Linked DNA regions of Mus musculus: regions 1, 2 and 4 are each linked to region 3. The links are chromatin loops, found by intact Hi-C in ENCODE. Cell type or tissue: heart. All regions are shown on one strand. Each heading gives the region's core, and the rest is flanking DNA. Links, peaks and the distances in the headings are about the cores only. Region 1 overlaps Ankrd44 (ankyrin repeat domain 44). Region 2 overlaps Ankrd44 (ankyrin repeat domain 44). Region 3 overlaps Ankrd44 (ankyrin repeat domain 44). Region 4 overlaps Ankrd44 (ankyrin repeat domain 44).

Region 1 (5,312 bases), core at 180-5,179, 140 kb after region 3:
GAAATTTTGTGATTTAGTGGTGGAAAACAAAGAATTTTATTATTTCCCTACTATCATTCCTTAGCATGTATATATCAAATTAGTATTATCTTTGGGTCTCATTGTGTTGGAATATTTTATTTTAAAATTGTTCTTTAAGAGCATGGGAGATGGCTCAGGTGGTAAATATTACTTGCCTGATAAGCATGGGGACCCGAGTCCAGTCACCAGAACCCAGGAAAACGAGTGAGGTGTCCATACCTGCTCACAAACCCATGTACGCACACACAGAGGTACACACAAAACTGTTGCTTGAACTGATGGTTTGAATTTCGTAAGAAAAACTGTTCAATTTGGATAATAATGGCATTTCCAACAATTTTTTGAAAAGTCCTAAACATACACATGCCATTTTATTCCATGCATGTATTCACCACACTGACAATTATAAAAACTAAAAGACACGGAAGATACTCTACCCTGCAGCATCAAATATTCATCCAAGATTCGATCCTTTATGTAAAAATTTTAAAGTCCATCAAGAGGCTGGATAGATGCCTTAGAGGTTAAAGCATTCACTGCTCTTGCAGAGGGCCCATGGTCCATTCCTAGCAGCCACCTTGATTGACTGACACACAGTCAGCTGCAGATGTAGCTACGAAGAACCCAATGCCTCTGTGGGCACACACCTGCACACACATGTACCTACCCACACAGACACACACATATCTAATGCAAAATTGAAACGTTTTAGAAGTATATCGATCTCATTAATATACAAATTGGCCTTAATCTTTAATAAGCAATAAAAGTAAATGTATACCAAAAAGGAGTTGTTTTAAAAGAAATTTATTGCCAATAAATGTTTGGTTTTTATCAAACCTATTTTATATGCCTTTATACCCAAGGTTACATAAAAAAAATGTCTTGCACAGAGTGTGTGTCACGTGGAAAATGATTAAGGAGCCTTGCTCCAAATGACCTACATTGGCAGTGAGAGATTGGTTCAACACAGCCTACAGGCCTGTGAGAGTGGGATTCAAGATCTCCTTTACACACATGGCAGGGGGAGTCGGGGAGGAAGGGAGTCTTGGGAGCTGTGGGTGGAACAAAAAGAGCAATGAGCCTCCAAAATGTGAAAGATCCCACTGAGTACCTCGGGCCTGGTCTCTCTACTGATATACTCAGTCATCAGCAACTTCAAGTCCTCCTTCGCTGCCTTTTCTGCTGCATATCCCCTGCAGATACAGGGTGACTCCTCCCTTCACCTCCCTTAGCCTCCCGTGCTTATTATCACAGTTCAGACCCTGCAGACTGGCCTCCAGCAAACCCTGGAAAGTGACTTCTCATTTCTTGATTTCACTTTGTGAGCTCCACAGTGGAGCCCACTGTCTTGCCACTGCTGTGTCTCTCATGCTTAGCACAGAGTTGCGACACAGTAAATAACTGAAGTGTGAAAAAGATGGCCAAAACACAACTTAGTGGAATCACTTTAACTCCCTGGAAGCTTGTAAGATCAAAGTTGATTGTGCTGACTTTTCAGGGGCGCAGTAGCACAGTGATAGCCCCTCCCCCAGAGTTAGGTGTGGCTATATGACAGGTCACCAAAATGGAGGATGAGCAGAAGGGATATACACACTCCACACTGACCCAGGAAAACCTTCCCATGCTTCCCCTCTAGGTTTATTGTTCTTTCTTCAGCCAGACTGAAGATGACCCTCACAGTGACCTTAGAAAACCTCACATTCATACCTCAGACCCCACGTAAAAAGGGGACACTCTTCCCATGTGTTGCTGAGAGAACTAAGCTCCGGATTTCAAACATTCATTAGTCATCTATGTGTTACAGAGCTAAGCCTAGGTAGCCAATCAGCAACGGGTTGTTACTTTTCCAAAAAGAAAGAAAGGTCATTCAAAGGTCAGTACAATTTCCCGAGATGTAGATGATTAAAAGTTCTGTTTGTTTGTAACTATTAGGAAAAGATAGTAACCTTGCCTTAGGCTTGCCAGGGCTTGGCCCACAGCCACCAAATAGTCTAGGCAAATTCCTGTGATGTCAAAGCTCTTGACAGTGAACTTGCTTCATAGCCTCCACCCCACAGGTCCTGGACCAGTGCCCAGCTGCCTCTGCAAGGCCTCTGTCCCTGACTTCATCCTGGCTTACCTTGCAAAAACACATCTCAAAACATTGCCCTGTTGTTCTTACTGCCAGCTGAGGAGAAGCTGCCAAAAGGCTTTTGAGAAAGCCACACCAATCTGGACAGCCTCAGACAAAGGCTGCTCCAAAGGACCTGTCTTGGAAGGGAGCCGCCCGCCAGCAGACCTGAGAGAGATACCTCCTCAAAGGCAGGTTATCACCCCAGGGAAAAGATCTGCTTACACTGAAGATGGACGACTCGCCCTGTCTTTTCTACTGAACACTAAACTGTAAAGAGGACTCTTCTCCCTAAGGGACCTGAGGACTTTGATAATCAGATTGTGTTAAGTGAATTAGCAGCACACCCTGCACCTAATCGCTTGTTCAGCCTGACTCTAAGAAACTATCAAAAGGGTCACTTCTTGGCCAATGCTTGTGCCCTTTGGTGCAAGTGACTGATCTGTTTGGAAATGTCCCAGATACAGTCTATGTGTAGATCTTTTGATAGATGTGCCATAGGTCCTTTTAGGAATTCAGTGAAATACCTTGACCCTTTTCTCAGCAAAATATGCAAGATGCTGAAGCACACACAAGGTTTCAACAACTTCAAAGAGCACGGGAGTAAGAGCTGCAGAGAGTTCAATGGTTCATCCCAGGGTCATGGACTCCCTAGGGCAAGAACCAGCAGACTTTTCCTACAAAGGGCAGGGTTTGAGTGGCCCTGGCTCAGTCCAGACCCCGGGCTCAGCAAGGCAGTGTGAGAGCAGCAGAGACAATGTGTGCAAGATGGACAGCCACACTCCAACAAAACTGCCGCTGGACACTTGTTTCAACTTCCTAGCAACCATGCATGTCTAAAAATGCTATTCTCCTCATCTTTCTTCAATCACTGGGAAAAAAACAAAAAGTTTTCATATCTGGTGGTCCACAGGCCCAGGTTGCCAAATTTCACCAGAGCCAAGGTACATTACATCAAGAAAGAAAAATGGTATAGCTTCACTATCATTGCCTTCTTAATAGGGGCCGGCATCCTTCCTTTGTGGATATACAGAGCAAACCACGGGAGTAGTGGCAGTCGGTGTGACACTGTCACCAGGAGACATCACAGCTATGCAAGAGGTAGTGGCAGGTCATTCAAAACGCAATGCTCGCTGCCAGATGCGTCGCTGTATCTTAATGGGTCATAGACAGGATATAAAGTAGGGGTTTCCCCCTTCTGGTTTCAACTCATAGTTTCTGCTTTTCCTGTGATGAATGAGTGTGATTGACAGGGAAAGCATAAGACCCTAAATGAAACTCCATGGCCTCAAGACGGTCACTGCAACTGTATAAACACTCACTGAGATAGAGTTTGGGGCCTTGAAACACTGTGTGATGTTTTAATTTATGAGTTGATTAGAATAAGGTCAATTTTGATAAGCATACAGATTACTGCATCCTAAATTTGATTTTTTTTTCTCTGTTTTGCAGTGTTGGGGGGTCTAACACAGGCCTTTTGCGTGCTAGGTAAGCACTCTCCCCTGGAGTGACATCTTCAGTCCCTTGATCTTTAAATTTTTTTTACAACTATATTTCAACATAATTGATTTAGTCTAACCCTAGAGTTTCACTCCATGGGTTTTGTTTTTTTTTTTTTTGAAACAATAGTCTAAAAAGCAGCCCTGAGCTCTCACAATTTTCTACAGGGGTTCACAGCACAGAAAATGTCAAGAGGCCTTGCTTGCCCCACAGGAGGACCCATACAACAACCACAGTCTCTCACCAGTGCGTTTACGTCTTCAGTCTTATGGATGAGCATGCGAATCTCCTCTGGGTCGCCACTGAAGATTGCCTGGACCAGTGGTGGCTGCAAAACCAAGAAACTGAGTATTAGGACTATAACTAATATACATACCTGCGTTTGCATGCAGACAGCAACAAGGATATTTGTTCCCTCTAAGTTTATTAAGAATTATCAATGAGCAGGCAGAAATAAATAAGACTCCACCTACACGCACAAAGTATCTGAGACCTTAAAGACCTTGTCAAGAATATGACCAAACACAGGTCTCTATATTCAGACCCTATTAAGGACTAACCCTTGTCACTGCCAATTCAGATGTTGAAGTCACTGAAGACTATGCCTTTGCGGGCTGTTGGAAGGTTCTAGCAGAGGATCACAGATGCTCTGTACCTTGACAAAAGACTGGTCCTCTACTCAGGGAAGGGCATCTTCTTTCAAACAAATGTACAGCTATGGGAGGGATAGAGATTGCCCTCACATCCAAGACAAGCCCTTTGTGGAGGATATTATGACCTAAACACTTGTGGATCAATCTTCAAAACACCTTGCAGTTGTTCCCAAATACTTCCATAGCTTTAGCCAGTGGGCACTGGCTGTCTTACAATGATTATATAACTACTAGTTTAAAATAAGATATAACAAGGGCTAGAGAATGGGGGTTTGGAAGAGCAGAGAAGAATCCATTATATAGAAGAAGGAACTATAAAGTGTGACCCAACTGCAAGGACAGTGAGCTCTGTGGGATAAGAGGAAGGAAGGCACCTCAATGACCGAGTGTGGGTTTCTAGATGGAGACAGAAGGGCAGCCCATCCTAAAGAGAAGGTATGCACGGAGTGGATGTGCAGAGAACCTGCCAGAAACCATCACTGGGGTGAGTGATAACTGTGGGAACGTGCTGGGTTCAGGGGCTGACGCTTGACTTGCCCCACATGGTAAAAGATCTTCTTCACAGCCAACTCCACCATTTTCACTTCCCTGATGGAATCTGAGTCTAAGCATGGCCATCGCTGGCCACGCCCCTCATAAGATGGTGATTAATAGGGCCAAATGGCATAGTGAGAAATTTTTATGTGACCATTCAACTCTACTCAAATAATGTTTTCATTAAAAAAATGGTTAATGCTATCAATATGGAATATTTGGCCTCTTTTCCCCCTAAATTTCAAATCTTGGCAACTACATATATGTATTTGCTTACAACTTCTGTAAATGTCTTAGTCCTAACAGACAGCTGGATGATGGCAGTGCCCCAAGTTTGACTCAGCATAAGAATCATCCGAGCTGCTTATTCACATAAGATCCCTACGTCTCTTTCCTGAGAATCCTGATTACGTTTATCTAGAGAATGGGACTGTGAGTGTGGAATCGAATAAGTCAACACCTAACTCTTTGGAGCTAGAAGCAAACACTAA
Region 2 (5,312 bases), core at 263-5,262, 110 kb after region 3:
TGAGGGAAGAAACACTCAAGAAGCAGACGAAGTATGACTGTACTACAGAACAATTGCATTGCTATGGGATTTCTCTTTCTGTCAAACAGACCAGATCTTCCTGCAGCTCAGGAGTCACCTTGGAAACATGTGGGATAATGCCATGTGTGGAAATTGCTTCTTGAAGTAGCCGCTAGAGCTAGCTTACACACTCACCAGACATGTTAATTAATATTGCACCAGATTTGTGTCCATGATCAGCTCTGCTTTGCTTAATCAAACTCCTTTACCAGGTTAAAAAAATAAAATAAAATCCACGTACAAAGAATGAATATCTCTTAGGCACAAAGGGATAAAGGACCACGTGACACCAGATCTGCAGACAACTGGCACTATAACTAGCAACCATAACTGGGAAAAATATTACAGGAAATCATTTTGCAAAACTATCACTTGGTACATGTAGTTTCATTTTATCTTATGTATCTGTGCAGGCATGTAGATGGTGTGTGTGTGTGTGTGTGTGTGTGTGTGTGTGTGTGCCAGTATGTAGGCTATAGGTCAACCTACATGATTGTTCCTCAGCATCTGTCCACCTTGTTCTTTGAGACAAAGTCTCTTGCTGAGACTCAGAGCTCACAATTAGGTTATCTTGGCTAGCCAGCAGACCTGGGATCCTGCTGTCTTTACTTGCTCCATTCTGGGATCACAAGCACATACCACCATGCCCAATTATTTATATAGCTGCTGAAAATCAAATGTAGGTCCTACGCTAACACAGCAAGCACTTTGCTGACTGAGCTACCTCCCCAGACCGTACGTACTAAGTTCATTTTGTACTGAGCAGTTAGACCTGACAAACTCCCACAGTAGAGCATGCATACACATTTCTTCCTCCAACCCAAGGCTCCGTCACCCTAGTTCACCCTGAATTTTGCTATAAGATATTCTGCTGTGGCCATTTTCCTGTGGGCCCTCTGCTTTCCTTACCTCAACCATGACCTGGATGTTCCACCACGGACTAGTTCTCACTGCCTACTCTGCCCATTTGTGCCTTGATCCTGACCTGGCCACTTCCCAAACAGAAGCTGAGTCAGATGAGGAAATCAAGCCAGAGTGACAGGCAGTGATAAGAAGGTGGAAAGACTCAGCAAGGCCTGTTCATCCTGAAGACACTGCCCTGCCCCCCAACACGGCCGCACAGAGACACTCAGGGTTCTAGCTGCCTGGTTAATAGGAGACAAAGTCAGTAATAACTTAGTGAGCTTGGGTCTTTGCATGCTCTGAGAGTTTGCCCAGCAGCAGAGAGCACAGCTTTAACAAGCTATTCTGGCAAGGTTAAATTATTTGTTCAACATGGGAATCATTAGCGCCTCATTCATTACGAAATGAGAGAACAGTGTGGCTGGATTCCCCAAAGGGTCAGCTGCCAGATGAAATCTCAGGACTGAAATCACTATAGTCGTATGATATTTCTTTAGGGATATAAAATATAAATTGAATAAAAGTCCTTTCAGGGAAAATGGGAGCTACGTGCACTGCCAAAGTTGGCCTCTGTTGAATAAATTGCTACAGAACTTTCTCAATTTGATGGGTGGAAGGGGGAGGAGGAAAGACAATGTCTCGCAAACTGAACCAACGCTAAATGAAAGAGATTAACCAATCAGTAATTCCAAGACCAAATGGGTCTACAGATTAAGATGCATACAACAGCTTCTCCTGATACTACTGAACCAGCCACAGGGACAGAAGACGAGGATTCTGTGTTACATAAAGGTGACATGAGACCAAGTTTATCAAGGCACACTGGTCCCATATGGGTGACCCTTGTGATGTAGAATTAAGAGCTTCCCTATCAAAGCGAAGGCAGAGCCAGGCAGTGGTGGCGCACGCCTTTAATCCCAGCACTTGGGAGGCAGAGGCAGGTGGATTTCTGAGTTCAAGGCCAGCCTGGTCTACAAAGTGAGTTCCAGGGCAGCCAGGGCTACACAGAGAAACCCTGTCTCGAAAACCAAACAAACAAACAAACAAAAAAAATCAAAGCAAAGGCAGGTGGAACATGAACTTGGGGCTAATTTAACTTGTTCACAGCCACTCCCCTTGCCCATTTCCCTGCCTTGGCTCCCTCCCTGTGATATAAAGAGAGAGAGAGAGAGAGAGAGAGAGAGAGAGAGAGTGAGTCTGTGTGTACATGCAAATACCTGCAGAAGATACAAAGGGTGTTGGATCCCTGGGAACTGAAATTACAAGCAGTTCTGAGTTGCCTGATGTGGATGCTGAAGACTGGGCTCAGGTCCTCTGGGATGATGTTTTGACCCACAGAGCCATGTCTGCTGTCTCTGGGGCATCTTTTAATACAAGCTGAACATCACTTATCCAAACTGCCTAAGCCCACAAGTGTGGCAGAGTTTTAATTTGGAGGGCAGATTTTTGGTCTATTCGACCCAATCCTACACATGAACTTCGTTTCTGCTTCATACATGCCTTAGACATATTACAGTGGCTCATCACATCATGTCAGGTGCAAAACTAACACTGCAGCATCACATGGCATCATGTCGGCTCTTGGAACATTTTAGGCTTTAGACGTTCAGATAAGGGAATGCTGCTCACCCTGAATGATACTGTCTTGGTGATGATATTATTGCTTGGGATCATTAGGCATTGTAACCTTACAATTCTTTATTTTACACATCCAGAACGGGGACACCATAAACCCAAAAGCAACATGAGTTGTCTTAGTCATGGTTTCTATTCCTGCACAGACATCATGACCAAGAAGCAAGTTGGGCAGGAAAGGGTTTATTCAGCTTACACTTCCACATTGCTGTTCACCACCAAGGAAGTCAGGACTGGAACTCAAGCAGCTCAGGAAGCAGGAGCTGATGCAGAGGCCATGGAGGGATGTTACTTCCTGGCTTGCTTCCCCTGCCTTGTTCAGCTTGCTTTCTTATAGAACCCAGGACTACCTGCCCAAGGATGTCATCACCCAAAATGGGCCCTCCCTCCCTTGATCACTAATTGAGAAAATGCCTTACAGCTGGATCTCGTGGAGGCATTTCCTCAACTGAAGCTCCTTTCTCTGTGATAACTCCAGCTTGTGTCACGTTGACACACAAAACCAGCCAGTACAGGAGCCTTCCCTGTGAAACAGCACAGCTCTTTCTTCACCGTGGTGCATTTCACAGCTGGTAACTACATACCCAGCACTCACCTTTGTTCTGCATTGGCACATTAGCATTTCCCATTACTACTGCAGACAAAGGCAAGCCCTTAGTACAGGCCTTTTGCCTGGTTTGTTCACAATGGCATTTCCTCCAGATTTTAATCTCTCCAAACAAAAAACAGGAGAAGAAAAAGCAAATTGGCCTGCATACAGTCTGCATTGAGGCATACAAGCAGTGATCAAGATTATTCCAGGGGTCTGTCCAGTGAGCACTCAAATGGAAAATCACATAATGGTTTTGGAAACCTGTTTGGTTAAGAAGTTCTGAACATAGAAGATTCTAGAACTGAAAGCATTCACACCTTTAAATCCAATGAAATGTTAAAAGTACAGTGGAATGAAAAAGAGAATATATAGACCAGAAGAAATGGAGATTAGATATGACATGATTCACATATTTGGCCCCTATAAAATTTGGAAAGGGGGATATTTTAACACCCCACCTGCCTACTTAGAGACACCTCTAATTAGAAACTCACATGGCCCCTTACCTCTGTTTTCTGTTTTTAAACTTTTATTGTAATCATAATTGTGTGTAAGAAATAATATTATTTTGCAATATTTAAATATATGTATATATGTGCCCTTAGTATATATGCTTTGTGCTATACAGAGTGATAGACAGGAATCAAACTTTTAAAGCATAAAATATTTTGTTTAAGAATCATTGCCAAACAATTTCTTTTTTTGTATTTCATGTGCAGATAAATTATTGATCAAATAAACTTGGATGAGCAAAGCAAAGAAGTTCTGCTCCGTTCATTCTAAGTGCCAATCTAGCAAATTGCCCATCAAGCTTCCATGGAGTTGGCTTTTGAATACAGTAGTTATTTACCTGACAAAATCAGGAGTTCAATGATCTCTGCATCTCCCAGGAATGCAGCCACATGAAGCGGGGTTCGTTTCTCAGAATCCTAAAATACACAATATCAAAGTATGCAACAGTCAGTGGAAGCTGGATGTTAAGATGGTCGCCATTCGCTCTGAGGTCCATGCTAGTAGAGTAAGGTTGAAGGCCAACCTATGCAGATGAGTTTAACAAAAATCCCAGTACAAATCATGAGAAACCTCTCTGTAAGTGGTTGGTTAGATAATACAAATGGCTCCCCAAAACAATATAGACTATTGCTGATGCCCTTAGATTCCTCTCAAAGGATTAAAGTATGCCCCTATTGCTGAAGATACTGCACACTCAGGACACTTTAGGACATGAGACACATATTCTAGCTGGATCTCACCTGAAAGTCTCTTTCCTGCAGTCTATCTTCTATAGTACCAAAAAGTACTGCATGTACTGTCAAATTTATCATAACAGTCTACCCAGCTGTGACACCGATGACCCATAACAAAAATCAATATAGCAAGATATCCACAGAGGTGTAACAGTGGGGTTCACCTGTTGGTGGTATCCAACAGTTGTCTAGATGGATGTAAGGCCAATCAACAAGAACAGGACCATGCCTGGTATTAGAAACTTAGCCAACCTTCCCCAGGGCTAATGAGTCCATGGATTTTAGAACAGAATCTACTTCCGCCACTGTGCTAGCCTGGCACCATTTTGCAGCTACATTCTAGATCTTATCTTTATATACAGATAAGGGTTGCTATCATCTCTCATCACAGAAGCTTCTCTCTACAGTAAATCTCCACTGAATACAACGCAAAGGTGTTCAATGGATTTCGAGGAGCCCAGCCCCAGTGGAGTTAACCGTAGCACGGCTACTGCATCTATGACTCAAGAATAATACAGAAGAGGGGGCAGAAAGACTGACTGCATCACCCAGCTTTGAAAATGAAGCTATGGTGTTTAAAAATGTGTGCACTAAAATGAGAGTCAGATATATTAATTTCAGCAATGAACTTTAAAAATCCTCCAGGGTTGAAATTTCTTGGATGTAAATAACAGCTCTTACTCCTCCTTGACCTGACTCTGGCACAACTGAGACACTCGGGGAAACAGCTTGAACTGAACCAGCCCCTAAGCATGGCCACCTCCACAACTTTCCCCATTGCCTGAGATTCCTGGGACTCACTGTTGATTCTATTACTCCTGTCACCATTTTATTAGACAATTGACCTAATGACCTTTTATTAGCCCAAGGATAAT
Region 3 (5,312 bases), core at 130-5,129:
ATACTGTAACAAGAGAGCACTGGGAGAAGAGCCAATGAAATGTATGGAGTGGACGATATGTTGAATGAGGGGACTGGAGGAACAAGTATCACCTTGCGGTTCGGGAGAGTTAGAGGCTAATGGCAGGCTTGTGGACGACTGCGGGAAGGACACGTGGGTAAGACCCTGTTTTACTACTTCTGCATACTTTTCATTCTAGCAACAAATCCCCAATTAATACTTAGATGAGTGTACCATGAGGTATATATACAGAAATGTATTCATGTCACAAACATTTAATGAATGATTACTACATGCCTAGATGTTGTGCAATGGACTGAAGTTCCAATAGTAAAAGTCAACTTTCTCATGGAGGAAGACACACAATAAGAGTTACAGAGTTCATTATATAGCACACGGTGCTATGAAAACACTGCAGAGATGGGGTCTAAAGGGCTTGAGGGGGATCATACTGCAACTACAGTGCCCAGGGAAGGCCTCAGCAGACACAACACAGACAGACAAACAGACAGAAAGATCGAGATGCCATGATCTGAGCAGAATATATGAAGAGAAACAAAGGGTAGGCTCACCCCTTCTGATCCTCTTTCTCTTGCCTTCAAATTCTTTTTCACATGTGGGGTACATACAAAGGGCACAGCAGTCCAATATCCAGAGCCTGGATGGCTGTGTGGTGATCACAATGGCTAGTGATGTCCACGCCAGACTCTCCTGGTGGGTGGGCATGGACTGCCCTATGTGGCATAGGTTAGACAACTCAAAAATGACATTTTCTAGATAACACCTTGTCTAGAGCAAAGGCTCAAGACAAGAAATAAGTTCTGGCAATGAAATGCACTAATTGAATGTTGGAAGACAGAAACTGATAGACTAAGCTCCTGTCATTCTGAAGGGGAGCCCAGTTGTGGAGTTGTGTTTGCTTGTCTTTCAGCTTCTCATGCACAGGCCACAGAACAGTGAGAGTAGAGAAGAAAGAGGAGATGATACCCGACATCCATGATGAGGGCAGGGTGCATCCAGCCAGAAATCTGGATGGCTCTAGAGGCAGAAGTGTCCCTACATATCAGCAAAGGTGTGTGTCTTTGAGTCAGACACTGTAGTGGCTGCCTTCGGATTCGCTCTCTCCAGTATTATGGGAATGAGGTAGCCAGTACGATACATCAGTTCAGGCTTGTTCCTAGAGGTCCAGCCTAGACTCACTTTCCTAAACATTCTAATAGCCTTGTGACACCCATTAAATAAAAGTCTATCTTTTATTCTTCAGATAGGTATCATGTTTTCATGTCTTGCAAATGAAGCCGACACAGATTTTTATAGAAGTTTTCTATTTTAACTCTTCAGGGGGCAGGGGACAGTGTCTCACTGTATAGTCCTGTCTAGCCTGGAACTCACAGACCTACCTGCTTCTGTCTCTCAGGTGCTGCAATTACATACTGTGTGTGCTATCATACCTAGCAACTGAGGTTTTCTTATTAAAAAGAGTGATAAAGGCAGAATTACAGTATTCAAACCCTGAAAGTCAAAATTTCCTAAAAAGAATATCACCCACTTCCGTCCTTGAAATTCCTTAAATTTGTCAAGTGAAACACACATTCCAAAGCCACAAGTGCAAACAACACTAATTTCACTTTAAAACAACAACACCCCCACCCAAATGAACACAATGTATTCAGGAAACATCAGACATGCACAGTCTAATAGAATTGGAGAACATTTAACTCCCTCTTTCTGTTTCCCAACCTCTTGTCCTCACAGTGAGTATATGTTGTTACCATGTCACAGTTAGTTTTGTCAATTTGACACAAACTTAGATGTGCATAGAAAGAAGGAACCTCACATGGGAAATTGCCTCCATCAGATTGGCTTGTAGACCCCATTTGTGAGGAAAATTTAAGGGTTGCTAAGGAGGGCCCAGCCCACTGTGGGCAGTACTTTCCCTAGGCAGATGGGCCTGGGTTATGTAAGAACAATAGCTGAGAAAGCCAGTGAAGCAAACCAGCAAGCAGAGTGCCTTCATGGTCTCTGCTTCAGTTCCTGCCTTCAAGTTCCTGCTTTGAGTTCCATCAACGAAAGACTACAAAGTGTAAGGTGACATAAACCCTTTCCTCCTCCAAATTGGCTTTGGTCAGTGTTTTATCACAGAGGAAGCAAACCAGACCATATTGTAATCAGTAAAATGACTAAAACAATTCTATTTTAAAACAAGTTCTTAAATTTCCATGTAACCAAAAGAATGATGTCCTCAGATCTTCAGTTGGGTACAGAACACCTTTCCAGAGTCAATATGCATGGGACAGAATGTTATCATTAAGAGACATTGGTAGATTAACTAACAAGTATAGAGATTAACAGCTCAAAACATGCCATTTTAAACCTACAGATACTACATTGGAAGCAACTACATTGGAAATATGAGATATTTTGTGTTTGTTCCTCATTGATATGAGAATAGAATCTAGACTTTACACTCAGGATATACTAAAATAATGAAAACAAATTTAATTTTAACTTCAAAGGCACTGATTAAAAAACCCATCTCTCTTACACAGCTGAAATAAAAGGAGTCTTTGCTGCCTGACAGGGCCAGTAAACATCTGTTCTTTGTTTTGCAACATTATCACCTACAAGACTTCCTGGAATTGACAGTGTGTACCAGCTCCAAATCCTGTCCTAGAATGAACCCGTAACCAAAGGAACACGGAACCATTTCCCCCACTTTTACAAACACGATGAACAGGGGCAGGAAGACAACATGTCTTGAATACACAGATTAGGTATGTCCCCATGATGTTTATTCTGGAATAAGATTTTCCCCCACACATAGTTTGATCATTCTACCAGCACGTGAGGCCTTATTTCACTCAGTCAGCAAATACTGGTGGGAGGAAGCACCAGAACTCAGTCTGTGCTGTGAGCAGCTGATAGAACTTGGAGGCTCTCAGAAAACCCAGAGCTGTTAGCAGGTAAACCAGGAGGAAGAGAGCTGGCCCGGGACCTGTACAGAGACCATTTAGGAGCCCAATATAAAACCTATTATAAAAGTCAGAGTGAATAAAACCCAGCCTAAGGTCTGAACAGTAGGAGCAATCCAGGTTGAGAAAGAAAGAATGTTCAAGCAACAGAACGCACACATGAGCACAGGGAGCATGCCATGCAGGTGAAAGACAGGCAACAACCTCAAGTGTCAGGTCACTCCTTCCATCTCGGCTGAGACAGGGTCTATCTGTTGCTTGTGCTGCATGTGCCTGGCTGGCTTGTGAGCTGATGGTGATCCTCCTGTCTCCACTCCCATCTTGCTACTGAGATTACAGATATGCTCTGCTGGGTCTGACTTCTACACAGGTTCTGGGGATTCAAATTCAGGTTGGCATGTTTATGAACTATCTTCTCAGCTTCTAGGTCATTTTCAGAGTAATTGGGGAGATTATTTTTAAATGTAGATTTAGAATAAGGACACTATTCAGTCAATAAAATGATGTAGGTAGGGAAGAACCATAATTATGATCACATTCTAGGCTTTTTTGATAAAAAAAAAAAGCCATTCTGGGTACAATGTGAACAATAACTGTAGTGATGCTGGGAGGGGGGAAGAATTCAACCCTAGAAATGGGGAGCCAGTTATATTTCCACTGTGGAATTTCTAAATCATGTCTTAAGTTGGAAAGAACCAATATTCTCAAATTAAGGAAAAAGCAACAGAAGCAAAAGGAAGCAGAAGTCTCAGTCGTTCCTTCGTGAGCAGAATCCATTCAATAATTATTTGTTGAGGATTGTGCTAGGCTCTGAGATCACAGCTCTGATCAAAGACTCTACCCATGCAGCACTAAGGATCTAGAAAGTAGAATATACATGCTTCATTGGTTGAACGTCAGAGAGCGTGAGATGATTACAATCAGGGATGACATCCAGCTTACCAGCGTTGGTGATAGAAGAGCTGGTAACAGAAGAAAGAACAAGCAAGGTCATAGAAGAGACCTGTGCAGTGAACTAGGGTTTGAATAATAGTGAGGCTATTCAGTGGGATATGTTTAATTTAATGCAGTGTTTCTCACCCCTCCTAGTGCTGAGACCCTTTAATACAGCCCCTCATGTTGTGGTGACGCTCACTAGAAAATTACTTTTGTTGCTACTTCATAACTGTAATTTTGCTACTGTTATGAACTGTAATGTGGATATCTGTGTTCTCTAGTGGTCTTAGGAAACCCCTATGAGACATTCAAATCCAAAGGGGTCATGACCACTGGTTTCATGGCCGGCTAAATATAAAAGTATGCAGCTCAGAATAGAGATCTTGTTTAAAGTGTCCTTGTATATGAGGTTGTTTGGGAAGAATGTGCAATGAGAAAAGGCAGAGGGATTTGGGCTGTAACACCAAGAATACTGTTGTATGAGGACTTGAAAGTGGACAAATGTTGACAGAAGCAAGAGAAAACCAGGACAGGGAGGTGAAGACAGAGTGATGACAACAATGATCACAACGCTGAAGGTACTGACCGTGACAAATGATGGCAACAGACACACTGGTGACAGCTAAGTTACTAAGCAATTACTCTAAACCAAGAACTTCATGAACCTTACTCAGTCATCTCAATCAAGCCTAAAGCAGTCTCCAAAACTAGCACCCTCACATGGGCACAATAAGTGACAGATGAGGAGATGGAACCTTGGTCTAACTCACACCTGCTTCTCTAGCCTGTACCACAGTGCCTTCAGATGAACAGACAGCTGAAACTTCTTGGTATTTCACAGAAGTCTGGAATCAGGGACAGGAAACAAAGTAGAGTGTATTTTAAGCACACGAACCTTTTTCTCTCTAACATCAAAATGTCTTTTAATCTGTGTGACTCTGTTTCATGAAGAGCAATAATTATTTGTCTTATTCCATGGGGACATTAACTGGGACCTGGTCCACTAACTTCTCCCTTCCTTTAGAGACTTGTCCTTTGTTAAGAAGACAGTGTGGACCTGGTAGAAAGAAAAACAACTTCAAGACATCTAAAACTAGCTTTTATGATTTGAATTAACTTTCCTTCCCAATTGCCAATCTGATGCTGAATATATCAACCACAGGGAGTAGGGCAGAGATTCCATGCATCTCAGACACTATATGTTGCATTAACCCCTCCCTGGAGGCATATGTGGGCCAGAGAGAGTCAGAGTACTCATACCACAATTCATGATATGGTTTGTAGCTTGCAATAGGTTTGGAAAATAGCATTGCCCTACAGAGATCAACCTCAGACTACTTTGTCAAAACCAGAAATTGAATGGCTCCTAGAGTGAGGTAACCCAATCACAAAAGAACATACATG
Region 4 (5,312 bases), core at 15-5,014, 66 kb after region 3:
ATATTCATGTGTGTACATGTGTGGATTATATGTAGAATTTTCCATGGCTGAACTCATATAGTGTAGAAATATTTGTGTCTTGCATTCTCCCTTAATGCTGCATTGAAAGATTTCTATGTGTTATTTTTTTCACTAATATAACTATAAACAGCTATATAATATCTATAATTTGGAGCATTTACTTAACAAGTCCCCAGTCACTAGACATTAGAGACTCTTTCCAGGCTTTTGCTATTAAGAAGAACAGAAGAATAAACAATTTCTGAAGACTCTTCACCCTGCAGCTCACTTCCTCCAGCAGCACTGTTAGACACAGAACTGCTGGATCAAAAGTCTGCACCTTTTAAAGGCTCTGGATAAGCAGTAGACAAACAGCCTCTGAGAAAGGCGGTGCCGGTTTACTTCCCTGTGAAGTATTCTCAAGCATTACCTCAGAGTCTTCCTGGCCAGGCTCCAATGTCTTGTGATAAAAATATTACCCCGCCCCCAACATCTGCACATCTCTTCATTCCTCCTTTGGTTCATTTCACCGAGGTTGTTTTTTCAGGAAGTAATTTTTTTTTTTTACTGGATAAGTATATTTTTAAAATATGACAGTTGATAATCTTTGCAATAAAAATAAAATACTAAAAAGTGTGTGGCTCTTTGCAGAGGAGGCAAAACCAACAAAAACTATGCTTATCACAGAAAGATCCGAGGGACTTCCCCCGTCTAAGAGACGTGTGTGTCTTAGTCTTTACTCGAAGAATCAATTTGCTGCTGACAGGTTTGTGCATATGTGGCTGACAACTTAATACTGTTTACAGAAGGTAACTCCTCTTGCCTTTGACCATGGCAGAGAACTATCAAAGGCTGCCTGAATCTAACACTGCTCTCTAACTCAAATCTGTGTCTCTCTGCTGTGGCATTCATTTTTAGAATGAATTATTCAAACAAACACACTATGATCATTCTTGTAAGCATAATAATTATATATCTCTCTATAGAATATATATGTATATATGTGTGTATATATATATGTATATGTATATATATGTGTGTGTATATATATATATATATGTGTGTGTGTGTGTGTGTGTGTGTATGTATATGTATATATATATAAAATTTGAAAACTTTTACCAAATTGCCAATATAAATTCTGATTAGGGTGATCTTTCAATGATTTCATTTTGGTTTGCAGTAAATGTAATTATTTTGTAATAACAAAAATGATAAAGTTAATTTAATTATTGTGATCATCTAGGGACTAGAGAGCGATCTCACTGTGGCCTGATTTTAGAGGCTTCCATTTAAATCATTTTTATGACCTGATAGTATCTAGGGCAGCCATTTGGCTCCTGTTGTTCCCCAGCACAGTTTTGGGTGTAGATATCTATCTAAGGACCTGAGCTGTGATCTCCCCGAAAAGCTCAGCCATGAACCTGAGCTAGGGAGATGAGGAAGGAGATGCTCAGACTTTAGAAGCCTTTGTTCTGGACACCACTACACAGCCTGGCACGCTTCCAAGCCGAGACCCACCAACGGTTTCTCAAGACCAGCTCGCATCTAGGTTTACCACCCTCAAATATGACAAAAAGTGAGAAGAGAAAGAAGATGGTGCAAGTATCAACAGGGGAGGAAACCACTGTCGCCTGAGTCTGAAAGGCTTCCACTGATGCTGTCATTTTATAAATCTGTTTAAAGGATAGTTGGCATATGTATATGCTTTTGCTGTCATTTCAAATATATTTCAGGGGAGCATCATAACAATAGAAAAGTAAGAGAGATTTTGCATTTGTATCTGAAAATGTGTTTCTATTAAAATAAATCCTCTGGATGGCTGAGCTTTTAGTTTATCAGCACTCAACAGACATTTCTATTTCCACTTGAAAATCTTTAAGCCTTTCTCGGAGTATACATTAAATTATACATTAAATGTCTTTTTACCCTTTGTCTGAAGGCTACAAGTTAAACGCGGCAAACTGATCATTAATAATCAGTGAGTAAAATAAGCTTTCATCACATTAAAGGTGTGCACAGCGTGTTCAAAAGGGACTATAAGCACTCATCTGAAATTAGCTTTTCATTGCACAAGCAAGAATGGTCATCTTAAGTTGCTTCAGAAGGACTGTGAGCCAAAAGGTCAAAAATCTCATATTGTGTCATCATAGGCTAGTACTTCCAGAAGCGTTAAAAATAGAGAGAGCCTGTACCAGAAGAGTCTAAGGCAACCTCATTTATGAACTGTGTAACTCCCTGGACAGCCTCTGAGGCAGCTGCCTCGTGCCAAAAGCTGGACCAAATGCCTCTGATTCCACACAGTGTCCTCTTTAAGAGTTCCCATCCCTCTCTTGCTGTGACAGGGTGGTCTGCAACAAGAAACAATGTGATTTGAGCCCAAGTACATTTTGTTTTTTAAGTAGCAAAGGAAAAGTCATGGCTTTTGTACTTGTTTGTGTGAGTGATTGCCTTCCCAAAGTTGAGTGATGCTGGAGGAGTCAGGTTTTCATGCATACGTAAAAACCCTGGCTGGGATCAGAAAGAGGAGACTACTCTACAGAGGCAGAACATCTAAGCAATCTAAGAACAAACAAACATGCAAAGGACATTCCCCAGTGTGCAGATAACTGTGCCCCCTCATGATAGAGCCTCTCAGGTCTGGCACAGAGCAGTTTATGTGAGTGATGACAAGCTCTGGAGATGGACACCAGGCCTGGGAATGAGCCTCTGGGAAAGCAGGGTCTTAGCCAGAGCAGGATTTTTTTTTCAGAAGGAACAAAATAAACAGGAAGAAAGAAAAGAACTTCCTCTGCTCCCTAGGAACATTTTTCAAATGCCCAGAAAGGTCAAATGGAAGAACTGACAGTTCTCATGGATGTAATAAAAGCTGAAAGAAAAAACCCACAAAGTTGTCCATCTACGGGGACAACTCTCTCAAATGCAGGCAACTCTTACACTGCATCAAATTCAAGTTTAAGAGAAAATCTTCAACCATCACTGTCCTTCTGGGGAGATATATATGCATACAGATAGTGGCGGAGAAGCGGCTCTCTAACGCTAGACTATGTTCCAACTCCTGACCCCACATGCTGCTCAGAAAACCCACCACCTCTGACTGCCTCACTGTGAAGTTGATGATAGCACCCCCTTCCTCCTGGTATTGTGAGGAGGAAATAGATGGGATATATGGCAAAGAGCCTGGCACAGCATGAACATTTAACCAACATTAGCTTTATCATTACATGTGCCAACCTCTGTATTACAGTCACCGTATGTCATCAGTTCAGGTCTGAGGATCCTAGCCCACTTATAAGCCAGATACCAGCTAATCAATGGTGGGATAAACTTTAAGACTCTCAGCTCTTGTTCTAACCTTAAAGTATAGCAAACTCCAAGTCTGACTGATGGAGAAGTCAAGGCAGCCTCCAAGAGTGATATAAGCACATTAGGATGGGAGAGGGAGGCTGCGCCAAACTCTGAAATGGAGGAGATGCAGGTGTGGTCTGGCAGATGGATACACTAGTTAAAAAGGCAGCTCATATATTTGTTTTTTAAAGTGTTCTTGGGGCTAAAGACCTGGCTCAGTAGCTAAGAATACCATTGTTCTTGCAGAAGACAGAGTTTATTTCCTAGCATCCCTATGTATGCACACAACAGCCTGTCACTCCAATCCCAAGAAATATGACACCCTCTTATGGTCTTGGCAAACATGGTTGTAATGTCTTCTGCACTACTGTGGCTTTTGCTTCCCGAGGAGCATCGTCGGTGCCTGCTTCTCTATATAGATGCACATGCTGTTTGTTTGTTTGTTTGTTTGTTTTTGGTGCCTAAGTTAAACTCAGTGCCACTAACTTTCCCTATTGCCCAAAATTCTTATAGTTACAAAACAGAGAAATCCAAGAAGAGTCACTCACATTAGAATTTAAAGTTTGAGTCTGCTAAACACAGTTTAGGCATTACCAAATTGACCAGGAATGTCCTCTTAAATGCATGATGCAAACCTGTGTTTTGCTGGTTTTGCTTTCAAGTTGTCTCTTCAGCTTGCTCAGATCATAGAAGCTGTGCTGTCAGAGTTAACCCATTCACAGATGTCAACCATGGCCCTCGGGGTGACATAAGCTGTGACATGGAATGAGACTACAGGGACTTTGGTGTCCGAGATAGTCTGGTGATGTTCAAAGAACACTTGGGTTGAGAGCCTGGAAAATTACTGTTTCATGGTCTCTCTCTCTCTCTGTCTCTCTGTCTCTCTGTCTCTCTGTCTCTCTCTCTGTCTCTCTCTCTGTCTCTCTCTCTGTCTCTCTCTCTGTCTCTCTCTCTGTCTCTCTCTCTCTCTGTCTCTGTCTCTCTCTCTGTCTCTCTCTCTCTGTCTCTCTCTCTCTCTCTCTCTCTCTCTCTCTCTCTCTCTTTCTCTCTTGCCTGGGATTTCATCACAGACTTACCTGCTTAAACCTTGAGTCACCCACCCTACTTTTTTCTACTTTTGTCTGAGTAGTTTAATGAGCTCAAACTTGGGGAACTTTACTGGGTCAACAATCTAAAATAACCCAGATCGGCTGATTGAAAATGCAAGCAATGAATGCTTAGCATCATTAAAAGTGAAACACCTCAGAATCTAAAACATGTCCATATACAATCACCAAACCCAGACACTTTTGTGGATGCCAACAAGAGCTTGCTGACAGAAGCCTGATATAGCTGTCTCCTGAGAGGCTCTGCCAGTGCCTGACAAATACGGAAGTGGATGCTCACAGCCATCCATTGGACAGAGCACAGAGTCCCCAATAAAGGAGCTAGAGAAAGTACCCAAAGAGCTTAAGGGGTTTACAGCCCCATAGGAGGAACAACAATATGAACTAACCCCCAGAGCTCCCTGGGACTAAACCACCAATCAAAGAAAACACATGGAGGGATTCGAGGCTCTAGCTGCATATGTAGCAGAGGATGGCCTAGTCGGTCATCAATGGGAGGAGAGGCCCTTGGTCCTGTGAAGGTTCTATGCACCAGTGTAGGAGAATGCCAAGGCCAGGAAGTGGAAGTGGGTGGGTTGGTGAGCAGGGGGACAGGGGAGGACATAGGGGAAACTAGGAATGGGGAGAACATTTGAAATGTAAATAAATATCTAATTAAAAAACCAAACCTGTCCATCTCTCCCAAGAGCCAAGTGTGTGTTTTCACCTGTCTGAGGATTGACTACATTATTCTATGTTCTCCCCACGAGTGGGGGAAACTGAGGATATGGGTACAGTGAGCATCCAGCAGCCTGCAAAGCCTCATGGAAACCCACGCTTGCTAAAGCCCAAACACAGCATCGATTTTTATGCAGCTGC

The links. A loop is a pair of places that touch in the nucleus more often than their neighbours do. Peaks named below come from ENCODE experiments on the same cell type or tissue, not always from the same donor. Only the 100,000 strongest peaks of a DNase experiment are listed, where the experiment ranks them.
Region 1: it touches region 3 in a loop (2.6-fold over the local background); 2 of 42 quality-filtered maps call a loop at or near these places.
Region 2: it touches region 3 in a loop (1.9-fold over the local background); 3 of 42 quality-filtered maps call a loop at or near these places.
Region 4: a loop joins it to region 3, with 2.7 times the contacts of the local background. A loop is called at or near these places in 2 of 42 quality-filtered maps.

What each region holds. Positions count from the first base shown.
Region 1 is chr1:54,824,734-54,830,045 of GRCm38, forward strand. It overlaps Ankrd44 (ankyrin repeat domain 44), which reads right to left. Exons shown (of 28, transcript NM_001081433.3): 2 at 3,879-3,962. Among named protein-coding and RNA genes, the nearest start is that of Ankrd44, 99 kb to the right of the region's middle. In heart, for the core only: no CTCF peak of the experiment used is centred there; DNase peaks (open chromatin) are centred at 1,578, 2,068 and 3,258; H3K27ac peaks cover 325 bases.
Region 2 is chr1:54,788,413-54,793,724 of GRCm38, forward strand. Ankrd44 (ankyrin repeat domain 44) reads right to left here. Exons shown (of 28, transcript NM_001081433.3): 3 at 4,041-4,119. Among named protein-coding and RNA genes, the nearest start is that of 4930444A19Rik, 110 kb to the left of the region's middle. In heart, for the core only: no CTCF peak of the experiment used is centred there; a DNase peak (open chromatin) is centred at 3,169.
Region 3 is chr1:54,681,766-54,687,077 of GRCm38, forward strand. The region is part of intron 16 of Ankrd44 (ankyrin repeat domain 44); the gene reads right to left. It overlaps 4930444A19Rik (a long non-coding RNA gene), which reads left to right. Exons shown (of 4, transcript XR_003948660.1): 1 at 1-157. Among named protein-coding and RNA genes, the nearest start is that of 4930444A19Rik, 2.9 kb to the left of the region's middle. In heart, for the core only: no CTCF peak of the experiment used is centred there; a DNase peak (open chromatin) is centred at 2,696.
Region 4 is chr1:54,747,510-54,752,821 of GRCm38, forward strand. All of the region lies in intron 9 of Ankrd44 (ankyrin repeat domain 44), which reads right to left. All of the region lies in intron 3 of 4930444A19Rik (a long non-coding RNA gene), which reads left to right. Among named protein-coding and RNA genes, the nearest start is that of 4930444A19Rik, 69 kb to the left of the region's middle. In heart, for the core only: no CTCF peak of the experiment used is centred there; DNase peaks (open chromatin) are centred at 442, 2,282 and 2,622; H3K27ac peaks cover 1,859 bases.